Linked DNA regions of Homo sapiens: region 2 is linked to region 1. Evidence: chromatin contacts called from ENCODE POLR2A ChIA-PET data. All regions are on one chromosome and are shown on one strand. Each heading gives the region's core, a stretch centred on a gene start or an enhancer-like site at or near the end of the contact. The rest is flanking DNA. Distances are from core to core; before and after follow the strand shown.

Region 1 (5,720 bases), core at 1,147-3,646:
GGTGGGGAGGGACAGGCTCCGGCTGCAGGACCTGGTGGACCACCAGGTCCAAGATGGCCACACTGAGCTGTCCCAGAAGACGCAGATCAGAGCAGGATGTGGCCAGTGTGCGTGGCCCATCAGGGCCTACCCTGGGAGAGCTGTTTTGCATGAGGAGGGGACATCATCCCCGTTGACAGTGCAGGGGCCTCCGCAGGGCCCAGGGAAGCAGCACGCACTGGCCCTCAGAAGGCAGGGGACGGACACCGGCACCTGCACAGGGCTGAGCTGACTCAGTTTTATAGGCTTGGCTCCCTACTCACCTGCCTCCCACCACCACCAAAGTGGGTAACAGCTCCTGCCCCTTTTTCTGGGAGAGGCTGGGGGTGGTGACACCGTTCATTCAAGGTCACGTAACTAAGGACAGAGCCTGTCTGAGCCAGGCAGGGTCTGCACACACAGCACGGCCATCTCAACCCTCTTCCTAGAGAGGTTCACCCGCCCTGCAGACGTCTGGGGAGCGGCAGGATGGACTGGGTCAGAGCAAGGGCCCTGGAGTCAGATAAACCTCGTTCAAACCCACCTGGCAACCGTGTGGCCTTGAGCAAGGCATGGACTTTTCCAGCATCCACCTTCTCACCTGCAAAACAGGGAGAAACGCTTCCTGCCTCCCAGGCCACAAGAGTCCAAGTAGGTGCCCAGGAAAGCCATGCTGCCCAGAGCTGCCCCCTGGGGCCATGCCCACACTCCCGGGGCACCCACACCTCCAGGAAGAGTACCCTGGCCAGCATGGCCTATGCCCACCTAGCTGGCGCTGAGTCAGAACCTGAGTCACGGGGCAGCTTCATCCAGCACAGGAGCTTGCGTGGGCACAGATGGATGGGCCCTGCCTGGGGGTGGCCTCTGCAGGCTGTGGCGGACTTGAGCGGCGTGAAGCCTGGTCATCAGTTTAGGAAATTTCAAACGTCCCACTCACGCTCCTGTGGACAAGGCCCAAGACGCAGCACACTTCCCCAGGGGGGCTTCGGATCCCGGAACATGTCTCAGGGAGCTCACAAAATGCTTTCATGAGCATGGGGAAGTGGTGAGGCCAGCCTTCCTGGTCTTCCAGAACTTTCCCCATAGGTCCTTTGCCAGGCAGGAAGCGGAGCTCCTCTCGAAATTTACTTTGCGGCTCCTGAACAGAAATGGGATTTGCTTCAAGAATCCTAAACAGGCCAAGCGCAGTGGCTCATGCCTGTAATCCCAGCACTTTGGGAGGCCGAGGCGGGCGGATCATGAGGTCAGGAGATCGAGACCATCCTGGCCAACATGCTGAAACCCTGTCTCTACTAAAAATACAAAAATTAGCCGGGTGTGGTGGCACATGCCTATAGTCCCAGCTACTCAGGAGGCTGAGGCAGGAGAATTGCTTGAACCTGGGAGGTGGAGGTTGCAGTGCACCGAGATCGCGCTGCACTCCAGCCTGGGCCACAGAGCGAGACTTTGTCTCAAAAAAAAAAAAAAAAAAAAAAAGAAGATCCTAAACAGAAAGCTGGGCTCTGGAACTGGCCCTTGTGGCGTTGGCATCCCTGCCCTGCACACTGTGGCCTCAGGTGCCCCACTGTGCAATGGGGTCTCAGCCTGCCTGGAGCCCAGGGCCCAGGCCACACCTGCAGCTTTCCTCCTCCAGCCAGTCACTCTTTGGGGCCCCAACCCCTCCTGGCCACTCCGGACCCACAGGCAGCCTGCAGGTGCCCCACTAGAGTGGGAACATAGGCCAACTTCTGACCCACCTGAGTTAGGCAGTCCAGGGACAGCAGGGTGACCGCATAGCCCAAGGTGGCTGCAGACGAATAGTCTTGGGCCAAATCCCATTCTGCCTCCCACGCCTGGTCCAGTCAGGTTCCCCATGATTCAAGATCACGGCCCTATCCCTCGCTGCCAGCGCTGGCTTCCAGCTCATGCAGACTTCACAGCCAAGCCAGCTTTCCTGCTATCCGGCTCTGTTTCAGCCCATTATTCCTCATTACTCCCAAACCACTGTCTACAAAGCCTCTCCCTCCTCCACCTTTGTGCCCTTCAACGGTTTGCAACAGGACTCATTTCTTGGCTAAGGGACAGGCCATCAGTCTTCTTAATCTGGCCTCATAAATCAGCCACCTGAGTACCCCCGGGCGCCTCCACTGCCCGCCCCCACCGAATTCCTGAATCCTCTGGCACCTCTTGGGGCAGCCCCAGGACCCCCAGCTCCCTCCTGGCGGGGGCAGCCATGACCCCAATACACCCAGCACTGTCCTTCTCCCCTCCCCTCCCAGGGCCTGTCCCCCAGGACAGGCTGAGGGCTCACAGCTGCTCTTGCAGGATCCCTGCCAGCAGCCTCAGCAGCTGCCTCCCCTGTCAGCAGGGCCTTCTCCTGGAACGGGACATCTTAAGCTTGTTGGGATCAATTGCCCGTGGCGTTCCAGTTAATCCCCCTGGCAGGCGACTGTCAGCTTTAGCAAGAGGAGGCGCGAGGACTTGTCAGGACATAGCCTTCCCTTAGGGTATGGAGAGCAGAAAGGGGCCAGTGGGGTCTGAAGGGCTTGGGGGGTAGCGGAAGCACCCCAGGGCCCGTGATCCCATCTTTACAAAACGCTCCTGGGCTTTAGCCCCCACTTATCCAGAGCAATGGGCAGGAGGATGAACCAGAGTCCAGCACCTGGCCTGGTGCAGTGGGCACTCAGGAAGGCTGGTAAAAGGCTGTGTGGACCTAGGTGGAAGCTCCAGTGAAGAGAAAAGAGTGTGTGTGTCGGGGGTGGGGCTGTGGGTGTGGGTGTGGGGGGTGTGGGTGTGGGGGGTGTGTGTGTGGGTATGTGGGGGGGTGTGTGTGTTTCCTGGTGGGGGAGAGGGCCTAGAGGTATCCTTAGCCTCTAACGCCGCCCGAAGATCCCCAGCCAGACGTGCCCTTTAAGAATCGTTTGAATCCAGGAGGCGGAGGTTGCAGTGAACTGAGATCGCACCATTGCACTCCAGCCTGGGCAACAAGAGTGAAACTCCATCTCAAAAAAAAAAAAAAAAAAAGATTCACACAGCCAGTCATTCAGCTGCAACTGATTCTGCATCTGCTGCGTTCTTAGCAGACCATGATAGAGACGCAGAGCTTGCCTGCTGAGGTGTTTCTGCCAGAAGGCTTCCTGGAGGAGGGGTGTTAACCCTGCAACAGGCTGAGGAGACGAGGGGGTCATCAGCTACAGCAGCGCTTCTCAGACTGGTCTGGGACCAGCACCTGGGAGCTTGTAGAAACGCTGATTCTCAGCAGGGATCAGCCACTCCTGGGCAGGGCCCAGCACCCAAGTCTTAAGTGACCAGGTGTTTCTGGGGAGACCCACTAGGCTGGGGCATGGGAGACTGGGTCCCAAGGGAACCAGCATCCAGGGAATTCTCTCCTTCGGCCAAGAGTTTGCGGCCTGACAGTGTTCTCTGCACTGTGGTCAAGGGGCTCATAGGTGGACAAAGTGTGTACTCGGAGCACTGGCAAAGCAGAAAACAGTTCTAGAAGAATCTGGTATTTAGTATTTTTCCGGAAAGCATCAACATCAGCATCATGGGAAACGCTAGTATCCTGATGGACGCTCAGTCTCTTTTATCCCCCAAATTAGGCATTAGGACAATTGTTCTAGGAAGTGAATGTGTGTTCAGCTTCTCCCGCACAGTTGACCATTTCTTTGCCCTCTCACTCTTGCCTCTTGGGACCTTCCTTCTGGAAATATTTTCCTTTAGAAATGGCTCAAGGGAGGCTCCAAGCTCACTTGGGATTGTCCGAAGATGCCGACATCTTGTTCTTGAAAGATATTTTTACTCAGTACAAATGCGAGGTGGGCAGTTATTTAACCTGTTCATACTAGTGTTTGGTGACGTTGTTTTCCAGGCCTGTGGTCTCTATTAGTGCGGTCAGGAAGTTGGTCTGCCACCTAGTTGCCATGCATTTGTAGGTAATTAGTCTCCTCAGCAGCTTCTTTTGAAACCGTCTCTTTGCTATTGTATATCACTGTGTTGGGTCCAAGCATGGAGTTTTTGTTTAATCCCTTGCTCATGCTTTATCATGTTCTCTGAACTGAAATTCGTGTCTTTTAACAATTCTGGAAAATCCTCAGCCATTATCTCTTTGAACAGCAAGTCTCGCCCCTCTCCCTCTTAGCGCTTTCTGGAGCTGCGAGCGGATGAGCATTCTCACTTCTCGCTCTGACCTTCCCTCTGAGCTTCCACCTCGCAAGTTCTGTCCTGCGTTGTACCTTCTGGCGGTTGCCTCAGCTCCATCTTCTAGTCCGCTGATTCCTTCCTGCACTGGGTCTATTTGCTGTTCAGCCAATGCACTGAGTTTCTCATTTCACTTATTACATTTTGCATTTCAAGAAGTTCTGTTTGACTCTTTTTTTCATATCTCCCTGAACACTTTTGTAGTCTGTTTTTCCTTGTCTATGCTCTCCATATTTTAAATGTCTTTAGAGATGGAGTCTCACTCTGTTGCCCAGGTTGGAGTGCAATGGCACGATCTTAGCTCACCACAACCTCTGCTTCCTGGATTCAAGTGACTCTCCTGCCTCAGCCTCCCAAGTAGCTGGTATTATAGGCAGGCGCCACCATGTCCAGCTAATTTTTTGTATTATTAGTGGAGATGGGGTTTTGCCATGTTGGCCAGGCTGGTCTTGAACTCCTGACCTCAGGTGATCTGCCCGCCTCAGCCTCCCAAAGTGCTGGGATTACAGGCATGAGCCACTGTTCCCGGCCTAGGATTTTTAAACTTATTTTTATTCTATTTCTGATCATTCAAACGTCAAATCTTTTGATCTAGTTTTACATGTATGGCTTCTTTCAACTGCGACTCACTGTGGAATGTTCTCTCCTAGGTTTTGCAGTTTGAGGCTGTGGGCCTGGCAGTGTTCTGTAGGGACCCGGTAGGACCCTGATGAGGGCTTGCTCTGGCCGTGTGCCCAGGTCCACCAACCCAACACCTCTTTAGGTTAATTTCTTGGCTTGGGGTTTCTGGACCACTCCAAAAATTTGAACCCGATCCCGAGCGATCCGCAGCCTAAACTGACACATTCTTAGGAAGGAATCCTTTTATCCACATTGATTGCAGAGGCCAGGACAAATGAATATCATTGTCATTTTTATTTGCTAGAAGTTTGTTGTTTTAGAGCCCTTACACTGAAGGTACAGCCTTTGAGGACTCCAGCTTGAGATAAGAGTCTTACGTGCCACTCCCAACCTTTTCTCAGCTCAAGATGTAGTGTCTTCTGTTCCCTGCACAAGGTCCCAGGCCCCAGATGTGGGCAAAACGCCTCAGGGCATCCAGAAGTCAGCGTTTGCTTCCTGTCTGGCATCAGTTTCCTCTTCATTTCTGGCTCTCAGAAATTTTCCTTACTCCCTTGCAAACTTAGCTGTGCGTTGAATAAAGAAGTTTGTGGCAACTTGTCCTGGATTTTTAGGGGTTTTGTAGCAGAAGCCCTCCTACCCCACCCCCGCCCCAGAAAGTCTGACTGTAGCAGAACAGGTCTCACTGCTTTACCAAACCATTTCTTCTTCCTCTGGGCTCACAGCTGGACCGCAGAGCCAGACTCCCCTGCACTGAGCACGGCCACGTGTCTGCGTTCTGTCCAGTGGGATGTGGGTGGGAGTGGTGGGCACCATTCCTGAGCCTGGCCCATAAAACCCTCCCACACAATGCTCCATGCCCTTCCCCTTCTTCAGTGGCCTTAGAAGCCTTAGGGTGACGATGG
Region 2 (5,720 bases), core at 1,196-3,695, 230 kb before region 1:
GGAGCAGGAGACAGAAGGAGCCATTTAAAAGGATCAATTAACTTCCCACTCAGAGGTGCCCTGACTTCTCAGCAAACTCAGCCAGAGATAGTGCAACATACCTACACTAAGAGGTCTGATTTATTTAAAATCCAATAGAGGGCAATGGTGCACCCCAAACCATCAATTCCATCTCGTAACTTTTCTTTGCATCTTGAGTCCCGGTAACCTTTAACTAGACAGGTTCGGTGATTGTCTTCATTGTCTCTCATGAGTTTTAAGGCGCATCAATTTTAACATTTCAAAGACTCAAACCTTTAAAATACAGAATTGCTTAGATGTCAAAGAATTCGTGGTCATCTTCTCCTACACACTGTCTGATGCTTAAATTCCTCCTGAGCAGCCTGGAGAGGTGGTTCCCATTCCTCCTGAGTGGACTTCCCTCACTCCTGCTTGGATTCTGGGTTAATGATCCTGTATTGAAACCCCTACTGTGTGTTATTCTTTGCTCTGCATCTTACATCTGTGTTTGGGGCCTTTCTGCCTTAGTTTATTACCTCTTATTGGGCATTGGACATAGGAACAGGAAACTGAGAAAGGTTACAGATGGCCCTTCTTGAAAATTTGTAAGCATAGAACGGACAACTACCTTATGGCTCGCCTGTAAGCCACTGCTTAAATATTCTTCTAGAGACCCAAATCAATCTATTCTGAAAATAAAGTGGGAAAGTGAAAAAAAAAAAAAAAACAAACAAAAAACAAAACAGGCTGGGCCTCACCAAGAGACCAAGGAGTAGCCTTTCCCCATTTTGGGCTCTCAGATGACAATATTTTTGCTCTATTCTAAACCAGCAGACACCCTGCTTAGAGAATACCTGTTAATCAGCTGGTCATGTTGGAAATGTTACCCTTCTTACTGAATGTCTACCAAGGCTTACATATTCCTTTACTGTGCCTGCTCTTGAATCACTTCTAACTCATCTTCCGGAGCCTTTAAAATAGACTCTCACATTCTTTTTTGGTGGGGTCTTGCTTCTGGTTTTCTCTGGAGATGCGGCTCTGTGGCTAGGTGCAGAGGGTGGCGTGGGAGTTGGAATCATGGCAGCTACAACCAACTCATGCAGGGCTTCCTGGGCCCCCCACCAGTGCTTCACCACATAAAGTGTGCAGGTAGCTATGAACTTGGGGGTGGCCATCAGGGTCCTCTGCTTTACTTATTTACTTTGAGATGGAGTTGCCCTGTCACCCAGGCTGGAGGGCAGTGGCACAATCTCAGCTCACTGCAACCTCCACCTCCCAGGCTCAAGCAATTCTCATGCCTCAGCTTCCCGAGTAGCTGAGATTACAGGTACAGCCCACCACGGTCCGCTAATTTTTATATTTTTAGTAGAGATGGGGTTTCGCCATGCTGGCCAGGCTGGTCTTGAACTCCTGACCTCAGATGATCACCTGCCTCAGCCTCCCAAAGGATCCTCTGCTTTAGAAGGTTTACAGCCAACAGTTCCTCTGCTTAATTGGACCTCCCAAGTCAGAGATGCAGGACCATTTCTTTTTTTTTTTTTTTTTTTTTGAGACGGAGTCTCACTCTGTCCCCCAGGCTGGAGTGCAGTGGCAAGATCTCCACTCACTGCAAGCTCCAGCTCCCGGGTTCATGCTATTCTCCTGCCTCAGCCTCCTGAGTAGCTGGGACTACAGGCGCCTGCCACCACGCCCGGCTAATTTTTTGTATTTTTAGTAGAGATGGGGTTTCACCGTGTTGGCCAGGATGGTCTCGATCTCCTGACCTTGTGATCTGCCTGCCTCGGCCTCCCAAAGTGCTGGGATTACAGGCGCGAGCCACCGCGCCAGGCCAGGACCATTTCTTCTCAGGTTCGAGATCCCAGGAGAACAAACAGCCTTCTCAAGAGGACCTGTCCTGTTTGCACAGGTGATCCCTCCAAGAGATATAAACATTTCTGGCTTTACTGCATCCAAAGATAGCAAAGACACATAAAATATACCCCCAGCAAAACCCTTTCTGGCTAGTTGGCTGGGATTTGAGTGTCCTCTAAAAGCCTCCATTTTAGGTGGTTTTGCACATACAGGGCATTTTTGTTTTTCTCTTGTCCCCAGTGACTCATTATTTTCTCCTCCTAGCCCCAGGAAGCATAAATCCCCCAGTATGAGCGGCAGGGGTGAACACATGGAACGAGGGGGGCCTCTGCAGCTTGTCCGAGAATTATAATTCATCAGCGGCTGAGCTGCTGATGCAAGTCTTGGAGACCATGAGGATGGCGTTTGAACAGTAGCCCCAGGGCGCTCCCCACTCCCATCCATTCCTGTCCTGTGTGCAGGTGTGTTCCCCGAATAACGATTCATCCTCTGGCTGCTTCGCTTTTTCTGAAAGCCGCCAACAGAGCTGTCTCCGATGACAGGTGACTAACGGGCAGCTGATTCTTGAGTGAGATACCGAGGCGTGGGCAGGAGAGGTGTGCTGTTCTCTCTTCCCCATCTGGGAAGGGCCTCAGGCTCAGCCCACAGTCACCTTCTGTGAGGGTGGCTTTACCTGCCCTTGCATTCTAATGCTTCTCTCTGCCAGGGCCCCTCCTGCAGACCCTTGGCTGGCTTCTTGGGGTTTCCACCCAACATGGGATCCCCAGCCCTGCCAGAACCCCATGGCCTTGCCTTGTGATTTCTTCCTAGTTTCCAAATGGGAACAATCTCCCCCGTCAGAAGGTTTTCAGGTTTGGGAGCCAAATAAATACGGTATTTTTCAGACGTATGGACACACTTTACACAACTGGAGAGTCCTTTTAAATCCCTTATATCCTTATTTAATCAAATTGCTGTTCTGCAGGTCCCTGTCTGTCACTGTGGATTATGGAGACTTCATTGGTCTCAAGGATGTTTTTCTCTTTTTTAATTAGCTCCCTTTTTTCCTGCTTAAGGTTTTTTGGGTTTTGGAGGGAGGGGTAGTGAAGGGAGGGAAGTAGAGAAGGAAGAAGACAAGTCAGGAGACTGTCCCCATGCAGGGCCTATCCCCTCCCCTGCCTGTAACTTGGGTGATGCCCAAGGTAGAGCCAGCCACTTCCTTCTTCTTATGCGTATTTATTACCTTGCTCTTCTTTAATCAACGCCAGTCTGGCTTATATAATCTAACTTTTTTTTTTTAGTGCAAGACGCATCACATGAAGTCTCATTTGTCCTCAAACTTTTTGTAAGAAAAGTATCTTTCTCTTTAAGTATAATGTATATGTTCTGTTAAACTCAAGCACATTTGATTCTTTTTTCCCTAATTTGCCACTCTCTGCAAGGCGAGGCTTGCCTACCTCAGTGGGAGGTTTACTACGGGACTTAGGTGTCAGACCTGGCTTCAAACTCTAGGCTCTGCTGCTTACTTTGTAGCCGGAGAACCATAGTTTATCTTCTCTGTGCCTCAGTTTCTTCACCAGAAATGCAGATAATAATCCTTAGTCCCCAGTGTTGCAGGGAAGAGGACGTAGAATACTTGGTTCCAATGCTCAATGTCTCTTTCTTCAAAGCATTTTTGCATTCTGGTTATCTACAATCCTTTCTTGTAGAGACAAATCCAAAACTGTTTCTACAAAGTGTAAGGCCACCAAGCGTATACTACTTTTCAGCCTCTCAAGCACCTATTTTTCCTCACTTTCCCTGGGCAGGCGCTAGCTTCTCCCTATTGCCTGTGGAGTCCTAGCTGCAGTGTTATCAGAAAGTATGACACTAATCAAGACAATTCAGTGAGGAAAGAGAGAAGACAGCACTAACCAAGGGGAAGTGGGGAGAAATGGTGGATGGAGAAACAGAAAACTGACCAGGCTTCTACACTTTGCCATCTATGCAGAGCTCAGTCACTGTGATGCTACCTTTGAGGGGACACACACCACCCAGACTGTGCCAATGCCTAGAAACGTGAACCAGCTAAGAATAAGTTACCATGGATTGATATGGTCTATCAGGTGACAAGAACTTTATAATCGGTCACCCGTTGCAACATTTATTATTGTTACTATCATCCTTTGCATTTTAGAGGTGGGAAATGGAGGCAAGAGATTTCAGTACATGTCTGTTGGCACCTAAGGCTGTGTGTTCTCTTCACTTTGCTGCTCTGCCTCTCCTGCTACGAGCAACATAACCAAATCCCTCCTACTTGGTCAGGATGACTGCTCACTAGCTTAGGCCCTCTCAACCTTCCTGGGTGGCTGTCCTTTAGCCAAAACATTCAAGAGCAATTTTCACATACCCAGGAAATTCAAGCCCATTACTTCTTGGTCAAAGAGGTAAAGACTGCAATCGACCTGGCAGACCTCAGACCAAGCAATCATGCGCTTTAAGGCAATTGCAGAAATGGAAACAATCTCAGCTAATAGACTTACAAACTGTCGCTCTTTTCCTTTTCTTCTGCCGGTCCCCCCCACCACCCTGTCTCTCTCTCTTCCTCTTTCTCTCTCTCTCCTTCTGTCTGTGTCTCATTTGTCACAGTTCTCTTACCTTTCCCTTCATCAACTTTCCCCACAATATATTCTGCTTTTTCCAAGTTCTTTTCTTTCTCCTTGAAACATTAATAACTTACCATGAATCCAGTTAGAGAAAGTGTATCTCGCATACTTCCACTTTTAATTCTCTGACACTTTTCTTATTAAAATGACACCATGAAAACATCAATCCAAAACAACAAAAATAAGGCAAAAAGAGACCACCAACCTCGCTGGAAATGCTACTTCGAGCCTCACTCTGCTGCTAGACTGATGTATCACTTGATGTTTCCTCATTTTATTCTTATTGTTTCCTAAAGCAATAACAATTGTCTACAGAAACACCTCGGATCCTGCTGGCAAAACCCAAACATAAGTGAAGCATTAAAAATACCGCCCCCCACCCCTGAATCAGAAATCATCTAATGAACCCCATCAGAAGGGTGGAGGGCGGGGTGGGGGTGGCAGGGGTAGATGGGAATGACAGTCGAGAGAGACAGACAGACAGACAGACATTTTACAAATCTCCAGGCTTCATTTTCTTTTACTTCTCATTTTCTATTCACATCATGATTTCCCCTGGAATATATCACCAGGATTTTATGGTGGCCTCATGTTCTCTTTTTTTCCCTCTTCCCTTCTGTTCACTTAATGTTTGTTTTTACTGATTTGGGCTCTGAAAGCATGGCTTATTTATCATGGATTTGAAAGCCTCCATCTTCTTGCTCTGTTTTCGCCAGGGCTGTGACATGGTTCACAAATGCTGCAAATACGCTCAGCGCCCCTCTCCTTTTCCTCACTGCCTGTGCCCTGGGCTACCTTAATTCTCATCTGGGCAAAACACAAAAGTGTCAGCAGAGGACGGCATGACCACAATTACTTTAATCTTGCTGTCACTTTTACTTACGCTCCCAAGCCCTCATTTGTTGTTGGAATGCTGGTCATTTTTTCAGCTCACTGATCTCAAAGCTTGCAAAAGTGATCATCTATCCATAGAGAAGCTCCCCTTGCTTCATTCGATAAGTCTATCCCAGAAAAGTGGGAGGGCCTGACATTTTTACAAGTAAAGGTACTAAAAAAATGCCAGTAAAAGGGATAATATGGCAAATTCCTTTCATCAAATGAATTATAATATTCTTATTTTTGGGAAATTTTGTTCTTTCTAATTTGAGTTTGGTTCAACACCTCTTGTATTTGTCTTGTTTAAAATAGTTCTCTTTCTTTTTACTTGCCAGTTTTGATTAAATAGTGCCCCTATCCTAGATTCTC

The links. ChIA-PET counts read pairs that join two places held with the same protein, here RNA polymerase II (POLR2A).
Region 2: POLR2A ChIA-PET joins it to region 1 with 11 read pairs in naive thymus-derived CD4-positive, alpha-beta T cell. The contact joins two enhancer-like sites. POLR2A ChIA-PET finds 5 or more read pairs at or near these places in 2 of 52 experiments (GM10248 and naive thymus-derived CD4-positive, alpha-beta T cell).

Annotation. Positions count from the first base shown.
Region 1 is chr22:39,700,672-39,706,391 of GRCh38, reverse strand. No RefSeq gene overlaps it. Among named protein-coding and RNA genes, the nearest start is that of CACNA1I, 130 kb to the right of the region's middle. RefSeq lists enhancers at 1-350, 351-915. Within about 2 kb of position 2,396, at least 2 of the 41 ENCODE cell types and tissues checked have a DNase peak (open chromatin) inside an H3K27ac peak, as active enhancers do.
Region 2 is chr22:39,935,391-39,941,110 of GRCh38, reverse strand. The region is part of intron 1 of GRAP2 (GRB2 related adaptor protein 2); the gene reads right to left. Among named protein-coding and RNA genes, the nearest start is that of TMA7B, 22 kb to the left of the region's middle. RefSeq lists an enhancer at 1,240-1,992. Within about 2 kb of position 2,445, at least 2 of the 41 ENCODE cell types and tissues checked have a DNase peak (open chromatin) inside an H3K27ac peak, as active enhancers do.